Regions from separate parts of the Homo sapiens genome. Here region 2 is linked to region 1. A link is a contact called in ENCODE POLR2A ChIA-PET data. All regions are on one chromosome and are shown on one strand. Each heading gives the region's core, a stretch centred on a gene start or an enhancer-like site at or near the end of the contact. The rest is flanking DNA. Distances are from core to core; before and after follow the strand shown. Region 1 overlaps PLLP (plasmolipin). Region 2 holds the start of CCDC102A (coiled-coil domain containing 102A).

Region 1 (7,208 bases), core at 51-2,550:
AGTGCAGTGGTGCAATCTCAGTTCACTGCAACCTCTGCCTCCTGAGTTCAAAGTGATTCTTCTGCCTCAGCTTCCTGAGTAGCTGGGACTACAGACACCCACCACCATGCCCGGCTAATTTTTGTATTTTTACTGGAGATGGGTTTCTCCATATTGGCCAAGCTGGTCTTAAACTCCTGTCCTTAACTGATCATGCACCTCAGGCTCCCAAAGTGCTGGGAATACAGGTATGAGCCACTGCGCCTGGCCAGAGCCTGTTTTCAAATAAGGCCACATTCCCAGGTACTAGGGGTTAGAACTTGAACATATTTTGGGGAACACATTGCAAACCACAATAAGAGATGAGGAAAAACTTCCCTCAGAGTCAGTGAAGGGCATGCACCCTGCAGGAACCTGGCCTGTCTGGCTGTCAGTGTTGGCAGCTTCTGGGGAAACTGTAATAACAGGGTTTCACTGCAGCAAGGAGTGCCTCTTGGTTGGGCATTTGTGACGAATCTTCTCTCTGATGCCACAGGTGGTTTTAACAAAAACATCTCTTCGTTACCCAATTGTTTGGAAATTCTTTGAAGATGCAAAGGTCGTTTTTGACACTGTAGTCTTCATATGTAAAAAAAAGTTCCTAATCCAAATTATTCAGGTTTTCAGAAAAGCAAAAAAAAAAAAAAAAAAAAAGGCCCTGTGCCCTTGAGATTTCCAGACAGTTCCCTTTGTTTATCTGCAGGACCTGTCTGGGGAGGCATGGCAGGGACCTCAGAGAGCTGGGAAGGAGGGGAGGATGTGGTTTGCCTGTGTGTGTAGGAGAGAGACAGTTAGATATTCATGTAGACACCTCCAGAGAAACACGGGGACAGACGAACATGTAAGCAAGAGAGACCTGCAGGGCCCAGGGGTGAAGGCATAGAGTTCTGTTCTCAGATACCCACGTGGCACCCTCCCTGCCCCTCCCTCACCTCCCTGGGTCTTTGCTTATCATCACCTTGCCAGTGAGATCTTTCTTGGCCCCTTCTCCATAGACATTTGTTAAATATATTAACCCAGAGAGATGCCCACAGCGAGGCCTGTGTTGGGTGCCCTGTTCCGAGCAGGGTCTCTCTTGGGGGACTGGGCTGGGGGCTCAGGAACCAGGAGAAACCAGTCTGTCTGGTTCAAATGCAGGAACGAACCTTCCTTGTTCTAGGGCAGAAACCGAGGCAGCTCCGCAGGCACAGAGCCAGGCAGCACAGCCAGAAAGAACGCCAGAAATTCCCAGTCCTTATCCACCGGCTTCATCTGGACGCTGTGTTCGCTGATCTGGAAACCAGGGGTGGGGCTGGAGCACAGCACAGGGCGGGGCAGGGATGGCGGCGGGCAGTGGGGGGAGCCTGGGTGCCCAGCCCAGACTGGCTCCTAGAGCCAGCTGAAGTGTCCTCATTTTTTACACTTCACTAAATAACTCATAGTAGCGCAGGTTCCAAGGAAGCACGGATCTGGGTTCCTGTCCTTCCCTATCCTTTTAAAATTTTTATTTATTTTTTGAGACAGGGTCTCTGTCACCTAGGCTGGAGTGCAGTGGCGCCATCATGACTCACTGCAGCCTTGACTTCCCAGGCTCCATTGATCCTCCACCTCAGCTTCCCAAGTATCTGCGACCACAGGCACATGCTACTATGCCCAGCTAAATGTTATATTTTTGGTAGAGATGGGGTTTTCCATATTGTCCAGGCTGGTTTCGAACTCCTGAGCTCAAGTGATCCACCTGCCTCAGCCTCCCAAAGTGCTGGGATTACAGGTGTGAGCCACTGCACCCGGCCTCCTGCCCTGTCCTTTACCCACAGTGACCTCAGGCACATTGCCTCCTGAGATTCCCTTTGGAAGATGGGAATAACAGATAGAACATTTGAGGAGGGTCTGGTGATGGAGGAATCAATGAGATGTGTCTGGCACAGAGCGAGAAGGCATTGAGTGGTTATTGTGACCTAGGCTGTGAGTCATGGGACAGGTGATTGATAGGCATATGATAGTGGAAACCTGAATTGGTCTTTTCTTGATTTTTGGTTCATTGCATTTTCTGACTTTCCTTTAGTTAGTTGGAAGCTGGCAACACAGTGGCAGCGGAGGCCCATGAGGAATTGGCTTTAAATGAAAAAATAATTGTTTATCTTGGACGCACCCAGTTCTCACCTGGAGAAGGGACGGAGGCGTGCTGCCCGAAGTGTTTGTTCTCCTTCAGAACACTGGCCTCCCCCCAGCTCTGGGGGTTCGTGGCCTCTCCAGGTGTGTCTGTTTCTGGCAGGGTGTTGTTCTGAGACATCCTGCCCTGGGTCCACACTCGTAAGGGCTCTGCCCCCAGCTTGGTGTGTGACAGCGGGCAAGGCCCTGTGGCTCCGCCCTGGCTTCCTCACCTGCCTACCCTCACCTGGCCTGCTTGCGGCGGTGAGAGTGCTGACGGGCAGCAGAGGCTGGCAGGGTGCTGTGTGTTGGGGGGTGGATCCCTGGAGCTTCACCCCAGTGTGGGGAGGAGCAGGTGCTGAGCCCTGGAGAGCGGGACACCTTCCCTGGGCCTCCCACTTTGGGCTGAGCCCCTTACTTGGGTTGGGGGGAGGCAAGGCCAGGGGCAGTTCACAGATGGACACCTGCTTCTTATTAATTTATTTTGTTAATTTAATTTTAACTTTACTTAATTTTAATTTTATTTATTTTCGTTTATTTTGAGACAGGGTCTTGCTGTTGCTCAGGCTGGAGTACAGTGGCACAGTCATGGCTCACTGTAGCCTCAACCTCCCAGGTTCAAGCGATCCTCCCCACTCAGCCTCCCAAGTAGCTGGGACCACAGGTGCACCATCACCACACTCGGCTAATTTTTAAAGTATTTGGCAGAGATGGGCTCCCTGTATATTGCCCAGGATGGGGTCTTGAACGCCTGGGCTCAGGCAATCCTCCCACCTTGGCCTCCCCAAATGCTAGGATTACAGGCATAAGCCACCACGCCCAGCCCCACTGCTTCCTCTTTTAATACACGGTGCCTGTGCAGGGCAGGGTTCTGGTCTCTGTCATGGTTGAAGAAATAGGATTGTTAGTTCCTAAGCACATTGTGTATTTAGCGTATATTATGTGTCGGGCACTGTTGGGCACTGAAGATACAGCAGTGAACAAAACCCAGAATCTTCCTCGGAGAGCAGGGAAGGTACTCGGTCAGCATCACACAGCCACACAGCTTTTGACTTCCAAGCTCGAGGCCCCACCTGCCACTTCCCCACTGGGCCATACCCTTCCCAAGCCAGATCCCTGGGGGATGGGGAGTAGGCCGAGGAAGGAGGGTTGTGAGGGCTGAGGGCTCCCTGGGCCAGCTCAGCTACAGGCCCCCGAGTCTTGTCCCTGGCTTCTGTAGGGATCCACACAGGAGCTTCCCTTCTGGTCCTCGACGAGGTTGCTTTTGGATGGGGTGCCTGGCAGGCACCCCAGCTCTGTCTGTGCTCTAGGCCCAGGCCCTCAGGTGCTCTAGGGGCTGGCGGCAGCCCCTCAGCTGCTGGGAGCAGCCAGGACTTTCTGTCTCCAAACCCTAGCAGCCAGAGGCAGGTCCTGCTCCGGAGCCGCTTCTCTGATCCCACTGACTTGTCCTTGGGCTGGTGGCAAGGTCACTACGCAGCCTTGGTGCCATGTACCTGGGCGCTGACCAGGGGAAAAAGAGGACACCTCTGTGTGTCTTGATTGGCAATGGAGCCTTTCTCCAAAGCTAGACCCTCGTGTCCTCTCCGTGGCCAGGGATTCCAGAGAGTGCCCTCGTGGAGAAGGCGCTCTCCAGAGCATCTCCACCAGCAAGGGGTGGGTGGGGGTAGGAGGGGCTGGGGAGGCCCAGGATGGCCACATCCGAGGTGCCTCTGGGGGCCTCCACGAGCTCCCTGGGCCCTGCCTCAGCTGGCCCTTTGCTGGCCTGCACCCTGAGACAGTCTGCATAGTGAGTCGACAAACCTGCCGCAGAGAATTCTCTGTGGCTGTGAGGGCTGGGGCCTGTGCAGTCCAGTTCGGGCTTGTGGAATAATAAAAAAACACTTCTGCTGCAATCATTTATGTGCATGAACTTGTGGGTCCTCACAGTAGCTCTACAAGATAGGAATGGTCATTATATGATAAGCAAGGGTGGTTATACACTTGCCCACGGCCACACAGCCGGTAAGGAGAGCCGGGATCGAAGCCAGACAGCTGGGCTCCAGAGTTCATGCTGTTAGCCACTACCCATGCTCTGCTGGGATGGTCAGGCCCATCCTGCCGTGTGGGAACAGCCTGACAGGTAGGCCCCTTGGCTTCCTGGAGGCCCAGTTTCACCTGTGAGATGGCAACACCTGTATAGAAGGGCATCTGGGAGAGCCGGAGACGTGGGGTGTTGGGCAGGAGGTCACCCAGAGGCCCTTGTGACGTTCTCTGCTGGGCCCAGCTGGGAGGGAGGACACAGGGCTGTTGTCTTCCCGCCTCTGGGACTGTGGTGACTTGATCTTCCTTTCAGCAGCTTTTACTGAGCCCCTGGCAGGGCCTAGGGCCTGTGCTGGGTGTGGGGACGTAGCTGTGAGACAGCCACGGCTGTGCCCTCGTGGAGCTCGCAGTCTGGGGAAGGGAACGATTATGGCCCTGGATGGTGGGTGCCTGGGGGGCCCTGTGAGCACTGATGAGGGCTCTGGGATGCCGGCTGGAGGCGTGGGGGTGTCCTGGAGCACCTGACATCTCAGCTGAGACCTGCAAGAGGAGTGAGAGTGCAGGGCAGGGCCCCGGTACAGTGGTGTATCACACGAGCCAAGTCAGCATTCCTTTTTAAATTTTTTTCTATTTTTTGAGACAATTTCACTCTGTCTCTGAGGTTGGCATGCAGTGGCATGATCATAGCTCACTGCAGCTTTTAACTCCTGGGCCCATGTGATCCTCCTGCTTCAGCCTCATGAGTAGCTGGGACCACAGGTGCGCACCACCATACCTGGCTAACTATTATTATTATTATTATTATTTTTGCTTTTTGAGACGGATTTTCACTTTTGTCTCCCAGGCTGGAGTGCAGTGGCGTGATCTCAGCTCACTGCAACCTCTGCCTCCCAGATTCAAGCAATTCTCCTGCCTCAGCCTCCCAAGTAGCTGGGATTACAGGCACACGCCACCATGCCTGGCTAATTTTTGTATTTTTAGTGGAGACAGGGTTTCACCATGTTGGCCAGGCTGGTCTCGAACTCCTGACCTCAGGTGATCTGCCTACCTCAGCCTCCCAAAGTGCTGGGATTACAGACGTGAGCCACTGCGCCCGGCCTTAATTTTTCTGTAGAGATGGGGACTTGCTCTGTTGCCCAGGCTGGTCTTGAACTCCTGGCCTCCAGCGATTATTACACCTTGGGCTCCCAAAGTGCTGACATTACAGGCATGAGCCACTGTGCCTGGCCAGTATTTCTTAGCTAGATAAGAAATGAAACCGCATCTCTGGCCAATCCTGCCTTGTCTGACCCTCCTAGGTGCTGGGGCTGCTGGTGTGGGCGCTGATTGCGGACACCCCGTACCACCTGTATCCGGCCTATGGCTGGGTGATGTTCGTCGCTGTCTTCCTCTGGCTGGTGACAATCGTCCTCTTCAACCTCTACCTGTTTCAGCTGCACATGAAGTTGTACATGGTTCCCTGGCCACTGGTGGTGAGTCTGGGTGGGGGTACTGGAAGTGGCTATGACAGGACCACTGTGACTTTCCCTAGAAGAAGTGGCAGGGTGTGGGGGGGTGGCCTGACATCCTCACTGACCTAAGCTGATCTGCAGAGCCAGGGGTGGAGGTGAGGATTGATGGTTCAGAGGTCCAGTTTTTCTATTTTTCCTTCAAGACAGTGTCTCACTATGTGCAGGCTGGAGTGCAGTGGCTCAATAATGGCTCACTGCAGCCTTGAACCCCTGGGCTCATGTGATCCTCCCATCTCAGCCTCCCCAGTAGCTAGGACTACAGGCACGTGCCACCATGCCCTGCTAATTTTTATTTTTATTTTTTGTAGAAGAGGAGTCTCACTTTATTTCCCAGGCTGGTCTTGAACTCCTGGGCTCAAGCAGTTCTCTCACTTTGGCCTCCCAAAATTCTGGGAGTACAGGAGTGAGCCACCATGCCTAGGTGCACGGTTTTTTGGGGAACCATGAGCCAGGAAGGACACAGGCTTGACTTTGTCCCAGGAGGGGAGTAGAAGTGAGGGGCTGTTGAGTGGATTTGTAAGAGGCCATTTGGAATCTTAAAAATATTTTTCCCGGCCGGGTGTGGTGGCTCACGCCTGTAATCCCAGCACTTTGGGAGGCTGAGGTGAGTGGATCACCTGAGGTCAGGAGTTTGAGACCAGCCTGACCAATATGGTGAAACCCTGTCTCTACAAAAAATACAACAATTAGCAAAATACAACAATTAGCCAGGTGTGGTGGCGCGCGCCTCTAGTCCCAGCTACTTGGGAGGCTGAGACAGGAGAATTGCTTGAACCCAGGAGGCGGAGATTGCAGTGAGCCGAGATCACACCATTATACTCCAGCCTGGGTGACAGAGCAAGACTCCACCTCAAAAAAAAAATTTCCCTCTGGGGGTGGTCAGAATTTGTGCCTGTGTTGTGTGAGTTTGTGAGATTGTAGCTTGGCCCAGGTAGGCAGCCCTGTGGCTGGAGGCTGTGGCAAGCTGTCAGAAGTTGCCCAGGCCAGGGCCTCAAGTGTGCAGGACAAGCTCGGGCACCTGGCTGCCTGCAGGTGAGGCCCTGAGGCCTGGGAGAGGCTGGGCTCCCCAGGTTTGCCCCAGGACAGTCTCCCCAGGACACAGGGCTGAGAGCGGACATGGGAAGTACCCCGGCCAGACACACAGAAAGCTGCTGGTTTTTTTTTTCCTCTGACCCGGAAAACCCCTGCAGCTGGGGTCTGAGGCTTTCAGTGAGAAGAGAGGCGAGAAAGGCACATGATTGTAAGACAAGCAAGGCTGGGACTAGGCGGCATTGTTTGGAATTCAATGACTTTTTAAACCGAGGAAACGTGAGTCATCCTCAAGACAGAATGGGTTTGTTAGATCTCGACATCCCTGGCAGAAACAGGCAGCGTTTGCAGGGGTCGCTGGGCTTGCAGGGAAGATTTTGGGGCGAGGAGGCGGTGCCTTGACTTCCGGGCTCAGGGTCCACCCCCTCCCTCACGTCCCAGGGACCTCTAAGAGAGAAATCTCCAGAGATAAAAGCCTGTGTGTCTCTTAGGTGCAGATTT
Region 2 (6,413 bases), core at 3,693-6,192, 270 kb before region 1:
CCTGCCGAGACCACTGGGGAGGTTGACGCCAGATTAGCCTTGCATTCAGAGAGGCGCCTGGGGGTGTTGTTCTAGAAAGAGAACTATGGTAAAATTGAAACAGTCAGATCTGGGATCTGACATCTCATAGGGTGACCCCGGGCCAGTTACTCGAGACGATCCTCTGGCCTCTGCCTCCCAAGTTAGCTGGGGCTACAGGAGCGTACCATCACACCTGTCTAAACTTTTTATCTTTTTGTAGAGACAGAGTGTCCCTATGTTCCCACGCTGGTCTTGAACTCCCGGCCTCAGGCGATCCTCCCGCTTTGGCTTCCCAAAGCACTGGGATTACAAGTGTGAGCCGCCGTGCCCAGTCCAGTCATTTCTGATCTTCACTTTTCTCATTATGAGAGGGTGGTAATAACACCCAGCCCCTAGGTAACTAAGATAACATCATGCGAGCTGCCAAAACCTGTGGCCAGCACCTACTTTGGTTCTACGATCGGGTGGGTCACGTCACCCCACCCTAGCCCCTGCAAAAGACATCCTCAGGACAATATTTACTGCTTCTTCCTAAGGAGAGAAGGCCTGATAGTGATGAGGTTATAGCTGGAGTTCAGGTGCACCATCAACTCAGTCTCCACCACCTTCCCCAGCCCCATTTCCACCTCCAAAAACTCTGGGCAAGACCTCTGGGCTCTTGATCCAAGGCTGTTACTGGCTGTAGGACCTTGTGCAAGTCTGAGCCAAGAGCCTCTCTGAGCCTTCATTTCCTCAGCTGTAAAATGTGGATGCCCTTGTCCTCTGAGTACTCAAACCCCACATACATCTCCTATCTATCTCTGGCTGGTGAACAGACGCTTTCAACATTCAGCCACGCATAACAAATACAAAGCAAATGAATCGACAAGTGAAACTGCCAGTCTTGCAACGTATGGGATTTCATGAAGTTGGTGGAAGCAAAGCAGGAGAAATGGAACAGCCGCTGCCCACAGAGAAAGGGAACGTCTGCAAGGGAAGTGACCCAGACCCGAAAAAAGGCACTGGACTATCAAAGGATTCAGAGTGATCCTTGAGTTTGAGGAAGCTCTCAAATATTTTTGCAAAAATGAATCTCTTACTGCAAAAACCAGTTCAGAAGGGAAGGATGCTACATACTCAACTATTACAAGAAAAAGCAAGACTTCCAGTGTTAACATCTGATTCATTCTTGGTTCATTTTAAGGCGTGCGTGGTTGCAATCATAATCTAAACTCCGTTAATCACGGGGTAAAACTAATTTATCTTCGTAATATTTAGCTTCTTTTTCTAGGTAAAATCCCAATCAGGCCAGGTTTTCCCCACCATCTTGGTGAATTGTTGGTCTTCTTTTAAATAGATTCACCTCGGGGGCCTTCCAGGGTACAGGATGTAGTGGGGAGTCCTCCAGACGCCTGTCCCGGCTTTCCAGTCAAGACCACAAACATCCTACCCCCAATAGAGAGAAAGCCCCAAAACAGCTGGGCGTCCCCGAAGGCGAAGTACCGTAATTCCCCAGGGCCTGCCAACCACCATCGCAATGCAGAGAAAAGTCTCCGCCCGCCGGGCCGAGTGCTCCCCGCGCCCCCCACCTCTTAACAAGCGCAAGGTTGCTTTCGTCAACCCTTCTGTTGTACAGAAAGAGAAACTGAGGCCCGATGGGCACAGACTTGTTGGCCCACTTCCACTCGGTGGCAGAGCTGGCCCAGGGAAAAATGCAGGTAACAACAGTGAAGACTTGGTAAGCTCGCTCCACGTGCCGAGCTGGGACCCGCGGTGGCCGTTTCTGCTGGGGGCGCCTAGTACGTAGTTGGCGCTGAGGAAACCTGAACCAAGAAAGCCGAGCCCCCCCGCAACTCTCGGCCCCTCACGGGGGTGGGGCCTCCGTTGGGGTACGGCCCGCTCTGCAGCAGAGCCCACCGCCCCGGCCCGCACCCCTCGCCCCGAAGTTAGGCTGGAGCCCCCACCCCAGCAGCTCGGTGGGCCGGGGTCACAGCGGGGCCGCAGCCTGCGACCGCTTCGGGGGCCCCGCCGCTCCCCCTGCTTCCCCTCCCCCCGGGAGGGAGGAGGAGACTCCGCGGCCCTCCCTCGGCCCCTCCGGCGGCGGTCGCAGCTGCACGGTGCCCGCTCTACCCCGCCGCAGCGGCTGGGACGTACGGAGCCCGCAAGTCCCGGCCCGAGGTGAGCGGGGGCGGCAGGCCGGGGGGCGGCAGGCCAAGGCGGCCCGGGAACTTGCTCCAGGCCGCGCGCCTTCCGCGGGAAGGAAGGGGTTAAGTTGTGGGGCGTGCTGGAGGAGCAGACACAGTCGGGGCGCCCGCGGCAACCCCCGAACTCAGAGCAGAACTTTCTAGACGCCTCCCCGGCCTCCCTCAGCCCCCGGAACCCCAGGTCTCCGGTGGGGAGGGGCCGCGGGGTGATGGGGGAGGGGAGGCGCCTCCGGAATGCCGCGGCCCGGGCCGGACGGGAGGGGGCGGCGGGCGGGGACGGAATTTGGGACTCTCCCGGGGGACCCAACGTGGTCGCCATGGCGAATGCGGGATGGACGGGCGGCGCTGGCCAATCAGAGCACGGCGCCCTGCCCAGAGCCGCGGCGACTGCCAATGGGGGCCATGCGGTGGGGTGGGCGGGACCGCGCGGCGCGGGCCGGGAACCCCCTCCACCCTCCGCCCGTCGCTAGGTGGAGCGGGGCGGTTCGCAGGGCCAGCGGCTTGGGAGGGGTCGACTAAGTGAGGACTAAGGCGACGCAGGGCTGGGGCTTCAGTTTCAGTACCTTAGGTGGGGGTGGTGTCCACCTTCCCACCCCCGCTCTCCCAGGGCTCTTGTGGGGGTTGGATTGGTTTGGGTTCGGGAGGTCTGCCCACCTGTTAGAGCGTTCAGGAATCTTTTTAGTGCCTCTCCCCATCCTGTAGGTAAGGAAACTGAGGCCCAGAGAGGGCAGGGACTTGCAGATATCACACAGCATATCAGTGATGGAGCTGGGACTAGCGGGATGTCTGCTGTACAAGAGTGAAGAGTTCACGGTGTTGCCGAGAGGGGTGGGGCTGGGGTCGGGGTGGGGCTGGGTCCCCATGAAGGTTCACCCCACCATTCCAGCTGTGCGTATCCACTTGGCCTGGTGCCTGCAGACCCCATCGTGTAGGTGCTCTCGGGGGCATTGTGCCCCTCAGGTGGCTAAGATCCAGAAGAGGAGGCATCCCATCACCAGCTCCCTACTCTGGCCTTGCTGCTGGTCCGCGGTGTGGACACAGACACGTAGCTGTCCCTCTGGGCCTCAGTTGGTCCATATGTAAAGAAAGGAGTTCAAATCAATGATCCAGGCTGTCTCTGTGGCTCCTCAGTCTAAGATGGGGCTACCTGGGAATAGGCCAGGGGTGCCTACCCCTGGGCTTAGGTCCAGCCTGGAGGCCTAGCCGCCATCCCTTCCTTTCCCGCCAGCCAGCTCCCCCCAGAGGTCCTGCAGCTGGATCCTGGGCAGCAGGTCACAGGGACAGGTGCCCGCAGTCTGTGGGCTGACCAGCCTTGGGCCCTGCACTTATTCAATCAGGCTGTCCTCTGTGGTTTCCCACTGGGCTCTGCTTTCTGTCCACAGCCAGGCCTGTGGCCATGGGCTTGTCCCAGGGCCCTACCTGAAAGGCTCTGGGAGGATCTACAGGGTTTCAGAGCCGGGGAAGGGGTTGGGGCACTGGGCTCCCCATCCCTTCAGCTGGCCCCTGTCCAGGCCTTGGCATTGCTCATTCCTCTCACTGATATGGAGAGACCCATCCAAACATGCTGAGGACAAAACACAACGCTGTTCCCAGTGGGTCAATTAGGCTTCCCCAGGTAAAAGGTGGGACAGCCGACTTGGCCGTGAGATGACCTCTTATTCCAACCCTGGCCAGACAGGCTCAGATACCTACCTGTCTCAGAGCCTGGCCACCGACTGACTCCTGATCTTTAGGATGACTCAACCTTCCCAAACTCTGCATGGTCACAAGGGTACCCCTAAGAGTGGTACCACCTTCTTAGGGGTACCTTCCATCCATCACGCATCTGCTGTATGCTGGGCCCTGTGCTGATGCCCTCGCTCGTGGACTTCAAAGTAAGGCCTTTGCTGTAGAACACGGAGGTGCCTGGTGCTTTGGGAGCATACTCTGTGCAGAGAGGTTAGAGAAGGCTTCCTAGGGGAGGGGACACTGGAGGTGGGTTTTGAAGGATGTGTAGGAGTTTGCTGATGAAGGAAGGAGAGATATTCCAGACAAGTCCACAAGCAACAGGAACCACTGGGTCACTTTCTGTGGGCAGGGCTGATGAGGGCCTAGCCTGCAGCAAGTGTCAGCTCAAAATATTCTTGTTTCTGTCCTGGAGTGAGCTACCAGTGAGCACAGCTGTGGGGCTGGGGTTCAGGAGCCCTGATGGAAGCTCTAAGTGGCACAAGTGTCCCATCTGGATGAGGGAAGCCTGTACTGCCAGAAGAGAGATGGCAGCTTGCCAGGCTTGGCTGTGGGAGGTTGTAGGGCTGTGGTCCCCAGGTGGGGGTGGGGTTGGGGAGATCAAGGCATTTCCTGGAGTTGGTGGCAGCTGAACTTGAAGATGGGTGGGGGTTTTGGAGTCTGGGACATGGGCATTTGGAATACAAACCCAGAGACTTAAAGCAGTAATAGACCTGTCTGGCTGTTGGGAGGCAGGACAACGAAGGGTGGGGTAGGAAAGGCTCCCCGGGGCCTGTGGTGGCCGGTCCCACCGTGACCTGCCCCTTGGTGGGGCAGTATGCCAAGGGAACAGGAGGCCACGCCCCACGCACATAGACACCCCATGGCAAGAGGGCATTGAGCCTGGTGGAAGGGGCGGGCAGGGCAGCTGGGGCATCTCCACGACTGTAAGCCATGCTCTGCGCTGCTGCTGCCCCTCAGTGAGTGTGTGCGTTACCAGGGCTGTGTGTGAGTGTGCACGTTACTGGGGCTGCGTGTGAGTCTGTGCATTACCGGGGCTGTATGTGTGTGTGTGCACGTTACTGGGGCTGTGTGTGAGTGCAGGTCCCTCGGGCCATGTGTGAGTGTGAGTGTTACTGGGGCTGTGTGTGAGTGCGGGTCCCTGGGGCCATGTGTGAGTGTGCGCGTTACTGGGGCTGTGTGTGAGTGCAGGTCCCTGGGGGTGTGTGTGTGAGTGTGTGCATTACTGGGGCTGTGTGTGAGTGCGGGTCCCTGGGGGTGTGTGTGTGAATGTGTGCATTACTGGGGCTGTATGTGAGTGTGTGTCCCCAGGGCTGTGCTGTATGAGTGGGGCAGGGTAGGGGGAGGCGTTGCAAGGCAGGGTCTGGCTGCCCTTGGGTCTATGTGGGAGTGCAGGATTCCTGGTGTGCTGGGGGCGGGGTGGGCTTCTCCAGAAAACTCCCCTGAGGACCCCGACCCCCACCCCTTCCCACACACCCGCTCCAGGGGACCCTGGGCCTGAAGTGCAAAGGTGGGAGTGCTGTTCCAAAACTTCCGTGCTCCTGCTGTGCCCTTTCCTTCTCCCCCAGCCCCTAGGAGGGGCCTGGCCAGGCCGCTGGGAAGGAGAATGAGGTGAGTCTGGAGCCCCCATCTCTGCCTTTAGCATGGGTGCCTGGAAGCCATTAGAGACCTGGGTGGTGCCTGCCCTGGCCCTGCCCAACAGGCTTGGATTCCTGGAAGAAGCCGGTGGCCCTCTCTGGGCCAAGCCCTGTGCCAGGCCTGGCAGCTCCCAGAGGCAGGGAGGATGTGGCAGTGGCCCCCTCCCTGCCAGGCTCCTAGTTCAGCGGCTGCAAGAAGGGCCCAGCAGACAGGGCCCGGGCCCCCATACCCAGCACAGCTGCCGGCTGGCATTCGGGTTTCCTGCCTCCTCCTCCTCCTCCCCTCCCCCCACAGGCTCTCACATTGTTTTTCTTTTCCAAGAGCTTCTCTATGTGGAGCTAGGCCAGGAAAAGGAGGAGTGTGTGTGTCTGCCTCTGTGTGTGTGTGTGTGTGTGTGTGTGTGTGTGTGTGTCTGCTTCACTTGGGGATGAGCATGTCTCCTTGCATGTCCTTGTACCTGTGTGTCAGTGTGCTGGCATATGTGTGTCTTCAGGCGTGTCTGTGTCTACAGGCAAATGTCTCTCCATGCACCCGTGTCGTTGTGTGCCTGTCCGTCCATCTGAGCATATGTGTGTCTGCCCCTGGGTCTTTGCATCTGTGCATGGGATTGCATGTCTGTGTGTGCACAGATGTTTGTGAATGCACATGGGCATCAAGGCCAGCCAGCTCACTGCACAGGCGGAGAGACTGGGTCACAGAGGCACAGGCTGCTAGGGATCTCCTGGGGTGTCAGTGGTGTACATGGAACCAGAGCCTGGATCTGTATGGCTGTGTCTGGGTGCGTGACACAGATGTTATCAGGGTCGGGGTGTACATGTTGTGTTTATGGAACTGTGGGTAGTAAGA

The links. ChIA-PET counts read pairs that join two places held with the same protein, here RNA polymerase II (POLR2A).
Region 2: POLR2A ChIA-PET joins it to region 1 with 11 read pairs in naive thymus-derived CD8-positive, alpha-beta T cell. The contact joins two enhancer-like sites. POLR2A ChIA-PET finds 5 or more read pairs at or near these places in 2 of 52 experiments (CD4-positive, alpha-beta T cell and naive thymus-derived CD8-positive, alpha-beta T cell).

The regions. Positions count from the first base shown.
Region 1 is chr16:57,260,328-57,267,535 of GRCh38, reverse strand. PLLP (plasmolipin) reads left to right here. Exons shown (of 4, transcript NM_015993.3): 2 at 5,466-5,639. Among named protein-coding and RNA genes, the nearest start is that of ARL2BP, 19 kb to the right of the region's middle. RefSeq lists enhancers at 3,382-4,151, 4,052-4,221, 4,152-4,922, 5,144-5,697, 5,698-6,253 and 2 more. Within about 2 kb of position 1,300, at least 18 of the 41 ENCODE cell types and tissues checked have a DNase peak (open chromatin) inside an H3K27ac peak, as active enhancers do.
Region 2 is chr16:57,532,265-57,538,677 of GRCh38, reverse strand. It overlaps CCDC102A (coiled-coil domain containing 102A), which reads left to right and starts at 2,107. Exons shown (of 9, transcript NM_033212.4): 1 at 2,107-2,178. It also overlaps a transcript of ADGRG5 not described here. RefSeq lists a silencer at 1,865-2,814 and enhancers at 5,100-5,658, 5,659-6,218. Within about 2 kb of position 4,942, at least 11 of the 41 ENCODE cell types and tissues checked have a DNase peak (open chromatin) inside an H3K27ac peak, as active enhancers do.